Linked DNA regions of Mus musculus: regions 1 and 3 are each linked to region 2. Evidence: chromatin loops called from intact Hi-C (ENCODE). Cell type or tissue: heart. All regions are shown on one strand.

What was found. A loop is a pair of places that touch in the nucleus more often than their neighbours do. Peaks named below come from ENCODE experiments on the same cell type or tissue, not always from the same donor. Only the 100,000 strongest peaks of a DNase experiment are listed, where the experiment ranks them.
Region 1: a loop joins it to region 2, with 6 times the contacts of the local background. A loop is called at or near these places in 7 of 42 quality-filtered maps.
Region 3: it touches region 2 in a loop (5-fold over the local background); 22 of 42 quality-filtered maps call a loop at or near these places.

Annotation. Positions count from the first base shown.
Region 1 is chr16:84,874,437-84,879,436 of GRCm38, reverse strand. No RefSeq gene overlaps it. Among named protein-coding and RNA genes, the nearest start is that of Gabpa, 42 kb to the right of the region's middle. In heart, CTCF peaks have their summits at 52 and 4,389; a DNase peak (open chromatin) is centred at 26.
Region 2 is chr16:84,733,462-84,738,461 of GRCm38, reverse strand. Mrpl39 (mitochondrial ribosomal protein L39) reads left to right here and starts at 3,218. Exons shown (of 10, transcript NM_017404.5): 1 at 3,218-3,308; 2 at 3,849-4,055. The coding sequence starts at 3,245. It also overlaps the pseudogene Gm26153. In heart, CTCF peaks have their summits at 906, 2,428 and 3,120; DNase peaks (open chromatin) are centred at 2,641 and 3,151; H3K4me3 peaks cover 2,190 bases; H3K27ac peaks cover 1,431 bases.
Region 3 is chr16:84,814,900-84,819,899 of GRCm38, reverse strand. Jam2 (junction adhesion molecule 2) reads right to left here. Exons shown (of 10, transcript NM_023844.5): 6 at 4,632-4,731; 7 at 3,527-3,634; 8 at 1,125-1,140. It overlaps Gm46557 (a long non-coding RNA gene), which reads left to right. Exons shown (of 2, transcript XR_001781961.2): 2 at 2,327-2,622. Among named protein-coding and RNA genes, the nearest start is that of Gm46557, 5.4 kb to the left of the region's middle. In heart, a CTCF peak has its summit at 2,207 (motif pointing right); no DNase peak of the experiment used is centred here.

The sequences.
Region 1 (5,000 bases), 140 kb before region 2:
TCTGACTTGTTTCAAACGGCACCCTGCCGACCTCACAGGAGGTACTGCAATTCAGCATTCAGACACTAGGGGTCGTATGGCCACAGGCTCTTGCTGAAGCATCTCTTTGCCCTTAGATCTGCTGTGTGAGAAACTTGTGTCAAACAGGAGCCCCAAGCAGAAATCCTGAATGACATATGCAGGCTAGAGGAGCCACACCAGGCTTTCCTTCTACGGTGAATTAACACTGGCCATTGGCTTTTCTGGATCGGTTTATGCCAGGATTGGCAAATTCCTATCTTCCTCAGCCTAGCTCGAGACACGCCAGGGTTCAAATCTACTTGTTGTATTTTTGTCTTGGAATGTCCCTATACCTTTCCTTTTTTTTTTTTTTTTTTTTTTTTTTTTGCATCTTTAGTCAGTCATTGACACATTTTCAGAAGAAAGAGTATCCCCTAAAGTGATGTTAGTGTCCATATGAGGGAGGGTCTGTGAATTCCGGATCAAAGGCCCTAAGGGTCTTAAAACTTGGTTTTAATGATGAGAATATTTTATGGTGTTTAGAATGTTTCAAGCGACATTGATATGTATCAGAAAACCTAGCTATGTTCTCTGGTGAATAAATGATGCGTTACAACCCCATGTCCAGTGGGACAATGACATAGAAAATGCACATAAACAAACTACTAGGTACTGTAGTAAGTGTGTTATGGTGGTTTTAAAAATGTGTGTGTGTGTGTGTGTGTGTGTGTGTGTGTGTATGTAGGCATACAATTGTCACATGACCCACATATGGAAGTCAGAGAACAACTGGCAGGAATCAGTTCTCGCCTTCCAACAAGTTGGTCCTGTGAATCTCACACAGCCTTGGTGGTAATTACCTTACACACTGAACCATCTCACCTGTTCTTTTCTCTTTTTTCTTTCTTTTCTTTTCTTTCATGTTGAAAACTGGGACACTTATCCACAAATCCAGTCTTCTCGCCTTTCCAAGAGCAAACGGTTTTGTTAAACCTCTTAAAGGCAGGTACAGAAATCCAGTCATGAGAACTCTCTGGTGGTGTGTTTTCCAGTCCTACTAGATGGAGTTCTCACTGGTGGGCCTTGGTGATAAAACCAGACAGGAATCTTAATTCTATATAGCAATTGCTTATGAGGGGAAATGAATCTCTCCCCTAGGAAGAAATTCTTTTTCTTAAAACCTTCCTGATTTTAGATTACTGGTGTCTCAACTCAGATACAGTACCTCTGACCTTCCCTTTAAACCACACCCTGCGAGAGCTCATGGAGGCAGTAGTCATGTCCTATCCAGAACACGGGATTGACAAAGGGCATGGCAGTGCATGCCTTCAGCCATGGCACTGGGGAGATGGAGGCTGGAGGATCTCTGTACCTTGGAGTCCAGCCTTGTCTGCATAATGTGATCTAGGATGTCCACGGGTGCTCAGTGACACTATGCCTCAAGAGTCAAACAGAGCCGGGCAGTGGTAGCGCACGCCTTTAATCCCAGCACTCGGGAGGCAGAGGCAGGCGGATTTCTGAGTTCGAGGCCAGCCTGGTCTACAAAGTGAGATCCAGGACAGCCAGAGCTATACTGAGAAACCCTGTCTCGAAAAACCAAAAAAAAAAAAAAAAAAAGAGTCAAACAGGATGAAGTACTCTTCCCCCCTGTTCCTGCTTTTATGGTTTTTATCTGCATCCTCTTATATGATATTCTCTGAGCATTGGTGGGGGTGAGGGGCTGATTAAAGGGTCCTATTTAGGGTACAGCTTGCTACAATACTGATCTGCCTGGCAAGATGTGATAACTGGTATAGTGCTAGTATCAAAAATAGGGTAACTCTATTTTTGCTGGATTTGATATTTGTTCCACAGGAAAGAATTTCAGATCTGGAACTAAAACACTCATCACGAATCCATGGCTTGGGAAACCCTGGGTCTTAGGTTGGAACCTATTGTTATTTTGCTAAGTGGTCACATTCCCTTGAGCCTTTACAGCTCATTTCAATATTTCAGCGACTGATCAGAAATACGGTCAGCCTTCCATCTCTACAAGGTCCAGACCAGCAGCTTCAACCAACTGTGTATAAAAATTGTTTGAAAAATTACATCTGGCCAATCATGACATACCAATCATGACATAAACGCCGATAATATCAGTACTTGGGAGGTGGGGGCCCAAGGGTCGGGAGTTCAAGGCCACCTGCAGCTATGCAATGACTATAAAACCAATCCTGGGCTACAGAGAATGTTCAAAACAACAACAAAAAATGTTTTATCTGATAGTTGTTGTGGATTTCGTCTAATGCTTATATTATGTTAATTGGGTTCCCAAAATTGCACAAGATGATGAGGGTCCCTGCCCCCAGTTGGTTCTGATTGGTGAATAAAGTGGCCGGCAGCCAATGGCTGAGCGGTGAGACAGAGGCAGGACTTTAGGATTCGTGGGCAAGGGGACCTACAGAAGGATTGAGAACTGCCACGACAGGAAAGAAGAAGGACGAGGCCTAAGAAGTGCAGAAGAGAGAGCAGGGAAAAAAAGCCCCAGTCCCTACCCCCACCCATTGGGTCTAGGACAGTAAGTGTAACTCAGGGATATTGGGAAGTGTAGCCATGTGGAGTTCTGGGAGTGACCCAGCCATTGAGCTGTTAAGGCACATTAAACAGTGTGTGTGTGTGTGTGTGTGTGTGTGTGTGTGTGTGTTTGTGTCTGTGTGTCTGTGTGTGTGTCTGTGTGTGTCTTTCATTCAGGAACCCAAAACATTGGGGCGAGTATCGAGAAACACGCCCCTGCCTAGTCGATTTGAGAGGTTAATTGACAACTGCTAACAGTTAGTGACCAAAAACAAACCATTTTCCTGTCACTACCCCTAAATGGCACCGTTAAACAATCATTTACAGAGTGCTCACAACGTTCTATGTATTAGTCTAGAGGCGACCTAGGGAGTTTGTGCTTGTGTTATATGCAAATTCTTGCCCTATGAGTGTTGCGCACCCTCAAAGTCCGGTGCCTGTGTCTGGAGTCATTCCCCATGGACAGCAGAGGACAGTCGTCTGGAGGGTTGCTACAAGACTATCCAAGATGCAGGTGTCTTTGGCACAAACCCCTCCTCAGGCTTCTCTCTTGGGCCACTGAGCCTCATCAGCAGGGTCCTCCAGCCTCTTGACAGGGACGTACATGCTGAACACAGTGCTCATGCTCTGGCAGAATTCCAAATGAATGCTGTTTCCATGGGGAGCACCGTCGTCAACTCTCGGATTCCAAGGCTGTGTTGTGTGTTGCCTCCATGCCTAGAATTCCCTTCAACTTCACCCAGACCCTTCTTCCTTCAGTGGAGCCATTCAACACCTCGACAGGAACAACAGAATTTTAAACAGATAAAATCCTCTAAGTTTAAGAAGGAGGAGGTGAGGAATAACTGCCCACTAAGCCAAGGTTTAAACGTGAATAATACTGTGTTCATAAGAAAACAAAAAATCACCTTTCGCACAAAGCGTGACACCAAGCACTGGTCTCTTAAACGAGACCCTCCTTGGAAATGATATCCCTGCGGAGACAGGTTTCATAACAGACAACATTTGTGTAGCTTCAACTCCATCGCTTTGTATGTGTGAGCAGCGCAATATGCTCTGCAGGGAGTGTGAAGGAATACATCTGTTTACCTCCTTGCACAGCTGAGTAAGATCTGAAAAATATGTTTTCCCATTTCAAAGGGGAGAAAAAAAAACCCAGGGAGTCCTTGTTGATGAACAGTTTTTAGTTACATAAATTTCTTTACCTTGCCATTTAGACTACATGTGTGACTACCAAAACAGCTGGCGGGGCTCAAGCACACACTGTTTATTTTGGAGCTGTGATGCGGCCAGGCAGACATTTTTAATCCTAGAATTTTCAGCCACTTTGAACTGGGGTAACTGTTCTTAATAAACAACCCTGGGCTTGCTTCGGACTTTCCTGTCGTGTCCTGGTGACATGGAGGGAGAAGGATTGGACCTCAACCCATTGCTGGAAAGGTAGCCTGCGGCTTCCCTCTACAACTGTCTGCCAAGCTCAGATGCCAGCCAATGAGCTCCAACGCAGGGAATCTGCGAGTGACTGCAATATGACACAGGCTGATTTAGTGACTTATGCGCTGCGTCACTGCGAAGGCCAGTGATGCCGACCACCTGCAGAATCACTACAGCTTAGTCTGTACGTTTGTTGTGCCGGCTCATCAGCTCAGGCACAAGCGTTCTCCCCGTCACTGAGTCCAAAGGAAAACAGCCGCCACCACACATTTATCGTCATCTCCAAAATGTGTCCCTGTCCTTTTGCTTTGGCCACGCTTTCCGATTTGCATCCTTCTTCCTCTCGCGTCTCGTGCCAGCCGAGGATGCCTTAGCCACAGTGACCTCAGCTGGAAAACTCTGGAACTGGGACCTCGCCTTATCCCAGAAACCTCACTCTCATGGTTTCATTTTTATTATTTAGACATATAACTCAATAATAGTAGCCAGATAAGCAGCATACAAACTCCAGTTGAATTAGGGGAGAAGGGCTTATCAAAAATTCAATAGAAAGAATAAAAATAATTTTAAAGGTGTATGTGAGTGGCCATGAGATATGATTAAATACTTTGAGACATTTATTGATGAGCATGTGAAATTGATCCCTAGCCTTCTGGTTTTTAAAAGTGGATTTCTTTTTAAGAATCATGACACAAATTAATAGCCAGTTATAGTACTTTCAGATTGTATTATTTAATGCCTCAAAATTACCACTTTTCCTCTGCAGCGGTGGGAGCATGGATCCTGTGTCTGCTTCCTGAGCTTCATTCAAGTATGCGTTTTCAGACATCAGTAGGCTGTGTCCTCAAGGCAGTGAGCCAATAAGTGTGGGAGAACCTTCTATGTACCCCCTCAAATGGTACCTGATAGCTGTGTTCTATGTTCTGCAAACTCTGTTTTTTAAAAAGATTGAATGATTGATTGATTGATTGATTCATTCATTCATTTATATGTATGAGTGCTCTATCTGCATG
Region 2 (5,000 bases):
TGTTTATGAGGGGCATGTAAAATTCATATTACCTGCTCCTTAAATTACTTGATTTATAAAATTCAGCTTATTTCATGTGCTTCATAGAGCTGCAATTATAAGTACTATGGTTGATCCTTGGCCGTCTAATAAGTTCTAAAACCCATTACCATGTATACATTGAGGCTACAATCCCATTTCTCAGGAGCAGCTCCCAGTAAAACATTGAATGGATGTACGAGAGTTTAGCCAATTTCCAGTGGTGCCACCTTTGAGTAATGGATATAAGAAAACAAACTGAGCAATCCAGGGCAAGCAAGCCAGTAAGCATCACTCCTTCATGGCTTCTGCTTCAGTAAGTGCTTTTCCATTCCTGCCTTGGATTCCTGCCTTGACTTCCTCTAGAAGTGGAGTGTGACCAGAGAGTGGTAAGATGGAATCTTCCTCCTAAAGTTGCTTTTGCTCATCTTTAATTATAGTAATAGAAACCTTAACTAACACACAGGCATTTCTGCTGATTAAAATCCTAGCGTGCTGAACTCTGCCTGCCCCCAGCTTCATGCTGAGCTCTGTTCCTCCCAGAACGCCACTAAGATACTTCATACAACTTTTCCAGGCACAGACTCATACGTTTAGTATGTTGCATTTGGATCAAAAGAGTGAAAATATATGCGGGGCTCCCCACTTGTTCAGGAAACCATATGTATATTTGACACCATGGCCATCAGGAATGAGCCGCTTCTCATCAACCATTTCTTAAACTCATCTGCATTCAACTTGGTGCAACCTCATTCCTTTGGGATGTGGATCTTGTGATGGACAGGGAACTTGAGCTTCAGTCATGAGGCTTGATGTCCCATATTCTGCAGCTTGGTGCAGAATGACATAACAACCGACCTGGCAATGTGAATCATGGCCACTAGGGTTACCCAAAGGCATCACACATACCTGTCCAGAGCCTAGAATGGGACAGCATTGAGATCAGAGACTTGAATAACTGCCAGGAAATTGCCTCCAAGGTCCTTCAGAGCAACCCATATAGGCAACAGGCTCCATACACTACCAAGGAAGCTGCTGTTTGCAACCATCGCACACCATATCTCCATGGGGAAAGGACTAGTATATATGTCCAAATTCCTTATTGTAATTCTTGTTGTTACTAAAAGTTTTTCATAGTGTACTGTGCCTTTGAGTCTGTTCTTCAGTGTGTTCCCACTAACACCCACCAATTCAAATCACAGTGTTAGCAAAGAGTGGATTATCTGGGGAAAGGACTCAGCAAGTTTAGCAAGGAAGGGAGGGGAACAATTGGAAATGTTTAGTGACACGAAAGTACTGCAATGAATGAATCCTAATACTTCGAATGCTAAATTAAAAAAAAAAGGTGGGGGGGAAACTGTCATGAATTTGGGCAACAAGAGCCTCCTTAATGGTTGGTGGTACACGCCTTTAGACTTAGCACTCAGCAGGCAGAAGTGGGCAGATCCTGAGTTCAAGGCTAGCTTGGACTTTACTCCTGTCTCTAAGAGGAGGAGGAGGGAGAGAAGGAGGAGGAGGAGGGGGGAGGAGGAGGAGGAGGAGGAGGAGGAGGAGGAGGAGGAGGAGTGGCTCAGTTGTTCTTGCAGCGCAAAACCATCTGTAACTTCATTTCCAAGGGATCTGATGCCCTCTTCCGACCTTCTCTAGCACCAGGCAAGCATAGACAGGTATGCAGGAAAAAAATTATACATATTTTGAAGGAACTCTTGGTCAAAAGTCTATCTTGGGTAGGTCTCTCCAACTCTCCAAACGTTGCTTGGCAGACATTCAAGGCAGTTGTGTGGGTTAATAAACAGTTTTATAATTAGCATATATTCAGTACTTGTTGGTCAGTATCACCTGTGGCATCCTTCCAGCAAAATTACTTTCTGCGATAGTAGACGCTCCAATCAGCTGTGTGCAGATGTGCTTATGATTAATTTTTCTCAAGCTAACGTCCAGAGGATTGTTTTAAATGTGGCCGTGAACTATAGTTTTCGGGGTGGGGTGAAATGGACACAATCTCTAAAAGCTGTGAAGCTGAAAGCTTTCAGGGGAACCATAGAACATTTAAGGAAGAAACACACATGCACGCTCACACGCGCGCACACTTTTCCAGAGTTGATTTAGAACTTCTATTGTTAGGAAAAGGTGTGTTAAGTAGCTAAAGGCTTCTCCAGCTCCTACCTAAGCCTTCTTGAGGAGGGATTGCAGGCATCAGTCACTATTCTCGGCCGAGGACTTTACATGAGATAGGCCAGTACAATATTGAATGGTTGAATCCAAATTTATACTTACATGTCTTGCCTTAAAGATGAGGAAAGGTCTTAACACTTTCCCTATGCAATTGTAAACATGTATTATTTGGGCCAAGGAGACAGCACATTTGTGTGGCATAAAACATAGCATTTGTGACCGAGCTTACCCTTCCGCCTGGTGGCAGTGTGTGCTCCACCACAAGTTAAAAGTAGGGATCATGTGAAAATTCCTGACTAAATTTATAAAACTATATTGGTTCATTGGTTCAGCTTTGCAGAAGTAAAGAATGCTGCTCCAACGGGAACGTGCTGGCACCACAAAGGCGTTAGATGTAGCAGTGTGTTTTTACCAACCGTCATAACAAATATTTGCTGAGCTGCCAAGCACGGTTTGCGTTTCTGGGATACATCCAGGGACGAGACACAGATTCCCGGTTACTCCGTGCAGTCGTGCCTAGATCATTCGGAAAAGAGTTCTAGGACGTTCTTTGCAAAATCAACACGACGTGTTTCCAAGAGCCCAGGAACGTGGCCGACTAAACGGTGAACCGGGTTCAGCCCCACTGCAGCCGACCTGAAACTCACTTTTGCAAACCTCTTTTATTTCCACCCTCTAGAGTTGTACCCGGCGTGGCTGGCCAGACTGTCAAAGACGTAACGCAAAGAGTCCTCCTCTAATTTTTTTCTGCCGGGAATCTGGAACCCTCGTGAGACAAAGGCGCCTGTGTGACTCCTCTGTCCAATAGACACTTCTGCGACTCCTCAGGGCAGCCGGTCGTCCCCGAGCCAAGGACAAGACTCGCAGCGCGGCCAAGGGTGAGCCATCCAAGGAGAGGCGCGCATGCGCCCCCGCGTGGCTCGGCGCGCTCCTAGCATCCGGTCCCGAGCTGATCAGTCCTACGGAACCTCCGCCGCGGGTTCCGCGTTTCCGGGGGAAGAGGGACGAGAAGGACCGGGACGCCGAGCTACCTTGGCTACTTCGGGAAGCCATGGCTACCGCGGTGGGAAGGCTGGTTCTTCGGCGGCCCGGCGCGGGCGGCGGGGCTCGCTGGAGTGAGTTTTTTGTGTTCCCGGTGTGGGAAGACAATCTGGGGTGCAGGAATCAGGGAAAGAGAAGGGATGCGGGCATGGGCGGCTCTTGTGGGGGGTTTTAGGAGCCCCAGTCTTCGGCAAACATGTCCCCATCTCCCAGGGAGTGAGGACTCGCGCTTGCCTAGCCAAGTCCCTTGCTTTGGGGTGTGGAAGAAAAGTTCAGCATTTCTCATGCTAGCTATTGATCGTTTGGACACGGGGATTCCGCCTTCCTGGAGCGTTCTCCTCCCCTCCAGACCGTTTCCAACTACAACTTTGCTCTCCTTCCCAATCGAGTCTGGTTTTAGGACGCCACTGAGGAAATCGGTGGTGATGTGAGAGTAAATCAGAGCCCAGCGTTTTTGTTTTTTGTTTTTTCGTTGTTGGATCCTAAATTATTAACATTATAAAGTGGTTCAAGTTTGCCTCAGTCGAATTTTTGACTTATGTTCTGCAAAATTCTACCGTTTTCAATACTTGTTACAGGTCCAGAGTAAACTACGTACTTTGCTTTCTTAATAGGATTTATAGCGACGTCGCCAGCTGCCGAGCTGTCACCCACGGAGCTGACAGAAATGCGGAATGATCTGTTTAACAGAGAGAAAAGCAGGCAGTTATCGTTAACCCCCCGAACGGAGAAGATCGAAGTTAAGCATGTTGGGAAAACTGATCCCGGCACTGTCTTCGTGATGAATAAAAACATCTCAACCCCTTACAGTTGTGCCATGCGTAAGCAGCAGAACAATGTTGACCATTTTACACGCGCTGTGCAGAGCACTGCAGAGGGGAACATGCTGTCATTACTTGGCGAAGCTGTAGAATTTATTTGCAGCCATTTTGCCACCCACTGTCCCCTTTGTTTTGTGGGTACGGTGGGTATCGTAGCATTTCTCTGCTGTACAGGTTGTCTCCCTAGTTTGTCTGAATATGACTATGTAATATGCATGTTCTGGGAGCATTTATCTAGCAGGTCTCATTAAAGTATTTTGAGGGTTGTTTTTTTGGTTTGTTTTGGTTTGTTTTTTTCTTGAGTTTTCATTTATTCTACCTTTATCTTTTTAGTTTTTTTTTTCCCCCCGAGTATATGTCTCATCTCCTTCCTACTTGTCCCATGTTGTGGTTTTATCTAGTATAGGTACTAAATGTGTGAATGGAAACATAAGTATAGTGAATGCTGACGTTAATTGTTTTGTTTCTATTGTTAGAGAGGTCGTTGGCTGTAAAGGTACTGATAGGATTTGGATAGGGCTTCCATAGATAGGATATTTAAACTGAAATATCTCCCGAATAGTAGATAGGCACGGTTGGCTGTTGTTTAGCTTTTTAAAAGACTCTGTAATAGTACCATTAGGGTAATTGACAGCATTGGTTCTAGGTAAGGCTCTGATGTGTACTCAGTCTCCACTCTGGCAGTTAAACAAGCACTGGTGATAATGACTCATTTGATTTTCATGTATTTCGTAGCACATGCTGTGTGGTAGACAGTAGGGGATTATAGAGGAGAGTAAGACAAGCCTAAGGCCCTAATGGGACTCTGTACACACCATATGCAGAGATGAAGTTTCTGAGCCACCCCCATCACGACCTCTAAGACCTTTGTTATGGAACGTATGTACTAATTGATATGTCAGACTCTAGTTTGATAATTTTTGTGAATATGTGTAAAATATGTAT
Region 3 (5,000 bases), 81 kb before region 2:
CCCCGAAGCCACACCCCATGTGACTCTCTTCCTACCAGCCTGAATCTGGATCAGTTGGTGGCTGAAAATATATCCCCTATACACTAACCCGTCAAGCACTCCGACACCACCACATCAGCGTACAGCATATGCCATGTTTGTCTTGGCTCCCTGGCTGTCATTCTGTAATTGACCTAACTGCTTTCACCTTTTCCCCCTTCAAGTTTATTCTTAACAGAGAAACCACGGTAAGCATTAAAGAATTAAAACGTTTAAAGCTGCTTACAGCCCTTCCTGGACTCCCAAATGCCTCAAAATCCTCAGAACTGCTGGGCAACGTCTCCACATAGTCTGCCTTCCTCTCCCCCCCACCCCCAGTACTTCCGTGTGCTCCCTGCCTCTCTTTCCCATACTGCTCTAGGCATGATGCTCATCTCCATATCATGAGATATCCTGAGCATCCTGACCTGGAGCTGTTTTGTTTTCCTCTCTCCCTTCTGCAAGAACACCATTATGGATATCTGCTTGGCTGGCTTCCTCCCTCAGTCTTCAGCAAACATCGCCTGTGTCCTTTCTCGATCCTGTATTTAAAATGACAGTCTCCACTCCCCGTCCTTGAATTCAATGCTTTCTTACTTGCTCTTTTCTCCCTCGTTCTTGTCACACACTCTGGAGTAGCACACTGTACAGGTTTAGTCATTTTCTGCTTAGTTGGTGCAATGGAAGCTCCACAATGATGCTAATTTTGATACTGATTTCCAATACAGATTTTGTGGGTGTTTGCCTCACCTTTTAAACTAATATGGTGGCTGCGCCTAGAGCAGTGTAGGGCACGAAACTGATTACATTTCAGTTAAGTGTGACAGTTGCTACGTGAAAGCTCATTTGAAAACTTAGTTTAGTTAGTGATACATAGCAATGTGTTTTTAAAGTTGTACTACTGAAATGTCCTCACAGTTAGAGACCATATGTCTCCTCTTGTCATTGACAGGTAGGCCCCAGACAGCAGAAGTATGTTTTTCTTGATGAAGCTAATTAGCTTCTCACAGGGTTACTCTAGACAAATAAACTACTTTTGCCATTTAACAGATGGTTAAAAACTAAAAGACAGGAAGAAAAAGTAAGCATTAAGAAAGAATACTTACTGGAAGGAAGTTTCTTCTGCAAAAGAATAGGTATATATCATTAATGCAAGAATTCATATGCAGCTCTAGCCACAATGGCTTTGGGTTGATTTTCTTTTAAGCCTTACCCGTTAACATTTGTACCTTCTAAATGCAAGTTTTCCTATAAAAGGCCATACACATACAGCAAATGTTTGGGCTTTGAGGGGCTCAGGGAGGGATAAAATCAAGGATGCTTTGGAGTTAGTTATATAACCAAGAAAATGAGCTTTCGAAAATGTCATTAAGATTTAAAGTATAATAATACTAACGTCTCATCAGCTTATAAATGAAAAGAATAGGAGTCTTCTCGTGTAGGGTTCACATTTCTTAGACTGTCTCAAGGCAGTGTTACTACTATTAAGTAATTACAAATTTGCCTTGCTAAAAAAATGAGCTTACAGGCCCTAGAGAAAGCCAGGTAGGGAACTGAGCCTGGTGGTGTAACCCTGGAATCCCATGTACTTGGGGAGCTAAGGCAGGGTGATCTTAAGTTCAAAGCCAGCCTGAGCAACTTAGTGAGACCTTGTCTCAAAATACAAAATAAAAGTTAAAAAAAAAAAAAAGACTGGCCTCTGATTCAAGTACTAACCAGGCCTAACCCTCATAGCTTCCAAGATCAGATGAGGTCCAGCACATTCAGGGTGGCATGGCCAATAAATATAATAAATACATAATAAAATTTTTTAAAAGGTTGGCCATGTTGTTTAGTTGCAGAGCAATTGTCTACCATGAACAATGTCCTGGGGTCATGCCTCAGTACCATAACACACACACCTGCCCAGTAAAGAAAAACAATATAAACTGGTCATGGACCAGTTTGCTAATTGATTTGCTAATTGCTAATATTGATTCCAAACAGAAGTTCAAAAATATGGTTCCCTTGGACAGGTTTTCTGCCATATGAAGAAGGAAGTAATAATCTAAGCTAATGAACAACTCCTAATACCCGTGTCGACTCTTTCAGTATTTTAAGAAAAAGATTTACTGATTCCTCATTTAAAAATCATCAGGTATTTTTCCTAAGTAGGTAAAAATGACAAGAATTTTGCATGATTTCCTTTACACTTTCACTACTGACCAGCAGGGGGACACCGCTAGAGTCTATTGATTGAATAGGATAGGCTAGGACAGACTGGGCTCTCATTCACAACACAGTTCACCCTTTTTCTTTCTTGATACAGGGTCTTAATTTGCAGACCACGTTGGCCTTGAACTTACGACGCTATTGCCTCCACCTCTGTGCGTGCTGTAATCCCCACATGTGAGCTCCATACCCAATAGCTATGCAGAAGGAATTACCTTGAATCAATTTTCATGGAAATATTTTTGATGTATAAATGCTAATGTATAATGTAGAAATGATGTATAACTACTTATAAATGATATTGGAAGCGCCTTTGGATTTTATTTCAATGTGAATCATTTTCAACCTAAATTCTAAAACTGATACCCATTATTAAAAGACGGCTCTAAAACATCTTCATGCTATAGTTTATTATTTCATTTAAAAATTCAACTTCATGTCCTTTTGTTAGGGCAGGAAGCTCTTGAGGTTTCATAGATTTAAACACAGGGACTGAAGGCATATATTAAGAGAATGAGATGTTTAAATCTCAAAAATTTACATCAGACCAATTGCTTAATCAAATGTAGTTTGAAGTTACAAGAGTTGACCAAGAAGCACGAAAAGCCTTGCCTGGAAGCAGCTCTAATTCCGTAGGGCCTGTGTATGCTCATTGGTTTTGTTTTGCAATGGTTTTGAAACAGGATCTCACTATATAGCCCGAACTTACTATTCTTACGACTCTGTGCTAGGACCACGGGGATATACCAACACACCCAACGAGGTTTCTAGCTGTGCCTAGCAGTTTTCTTTATCCTTGTATTAAATTAGATATTACACAGTTCTATACCAAAACATTTCACTGATGGCTTATTTTAATGAAATTATAAATTCATTGTGTTTTTATAATTATAATTATATTTATAAATTCATTATTATTTTTATAAAATAAGAAATTAATGCCTTTCCTGAAAGGCATAATTTCTAACATAAAATATAAGGACCTCATACCATATGTTACTGCACTATAAACATTTGTCTACACTGAATGTCTTTGTGCTGCTACGCTCTCAGGATGACGCTCACACATTCCATAGAGTTCCAGAATTTCACAAAAAGGACGTGTTATATGGTTGCCGAGGTGTATCACAGCGCATATGCACATCATTGTGAACGTTGTAGCACAGCAGCCATAAAAACACTCTCTCCAGAGTTGGTGGTAGAACTTCATGGGAGAAACAGTACCTTGAAAAGAAACCTCGCTATTCAGAAGAACATAGAGACTATCATGTATCTGAGAAGGACGAATTTAACTTACTTGAAAAGTAGCCTTTCCTCTGAGCATAGCATGTGCCAAGGCCACATACAGAAATCACGAAGGCCACCACCACAACCGTTGCTATGATGCCGCTTATGTTGAGAACATCTGGAATGTAAAATAAAGCATGTGTGGATTCTTGTTAAGGAGACGGACAGATGCTATTGTTAAATCCAACAGTCATAAAAACTCTCCTTGGTAGCTATGCCAATGACAACTGTGTGCTTCTGAAGCCTACTTACCTAGTTAATTTCAATTCATGGCTCAAATGGATTGGAAATATTCAGAGAACCAAGCTTTTACAAAATCTTAAATGTTAGGACCGGCAAGATGGCACAGTGCGTAAAGGTGCTGGCCATCTAGCCTGGACACCTGAGTTCCAGCCCTGAAACCTGCCTTTGACAGCTAGGGATCAAGCCTTTGGTTTGATCCTTATTGTTGTGGGTGGGAGGGGGTATGCTCTGAAACTCATATTTCCTAGAAAAGATTAACACTCTCACTCTCTTAATTCCAAAAGTCATTTTGTGAAATACAATATATTGTAGTTACATTTTGGACAGTCTAGCTTGAAAACTATTCCGTGTGTCTTTTGGAAAACCCAGCCTGCAATTAGTATAAGCTCAGTGTGTCAGGGCCTTGACTCAGCCCTCATCCATGACTTACTGACAGTGACCCAGGTGGCTAACACTCACATAGTGCTCACGGCACACGTATAGTGCTGCTGTGTTATTGTAGTGTGACTCCAGAAAGAAAGAGTCTCTGCTGCATGTATCAAGTCGGTGGGAGCAGTTTACGTGGGACCCCAGCAGTCCATACTATAGCACACTTAACAGTGATTTGCAAGACAGATTGCTTAGAAAAGCATATTTGATAAATGAAAAACATATATATATGCTAAATTGTCTTGCCATGATTAGAAGACAGACAGAAAGCAACAGTGTTGGGTTGGTTTTGTTTTTTGTTTTTTGTTGTTGTTGTTGTTGTTGTTTTAATATTAAGCTCATTTTAAACATTTCTTCCAGCGTGTCTGTCCCCTTGCTCCCTTACCTATCAGCTCTTCCATACTCTGTCCACACACACGTCCTTCTCAAGCCCCCAGGCTTACCTACTTGCATTCGCTTCCCAGGGCACCTGCGGTGTCCGACAGAGTTCCGGGCTTCGCAGTAATACTCTCCACTGTCCATCTTGGAAATCATGTTGAATTGCTATGTATACGAGGAAAAATAAACCGGCCCTTAGGCTGTCAGTCTATGAGGAGGCTCCTAATATGGAAGTTTGTCAACAAGGGGATCTGTCCTTCTGTAATGACCCAGAAATTTATATTTCTCTTGTGAATTGAGGTATCTACCAAAACCTGCAATGTCTGTAGTAGCCTGTTTAATTTGGCAGAGAAAGACAGGCATATCTGAGGAAGTCTGTTTCTCTCTTCTCCACTCCTCCTGGTGCCTTCAACAGTATCCCACTATGCCGCCCA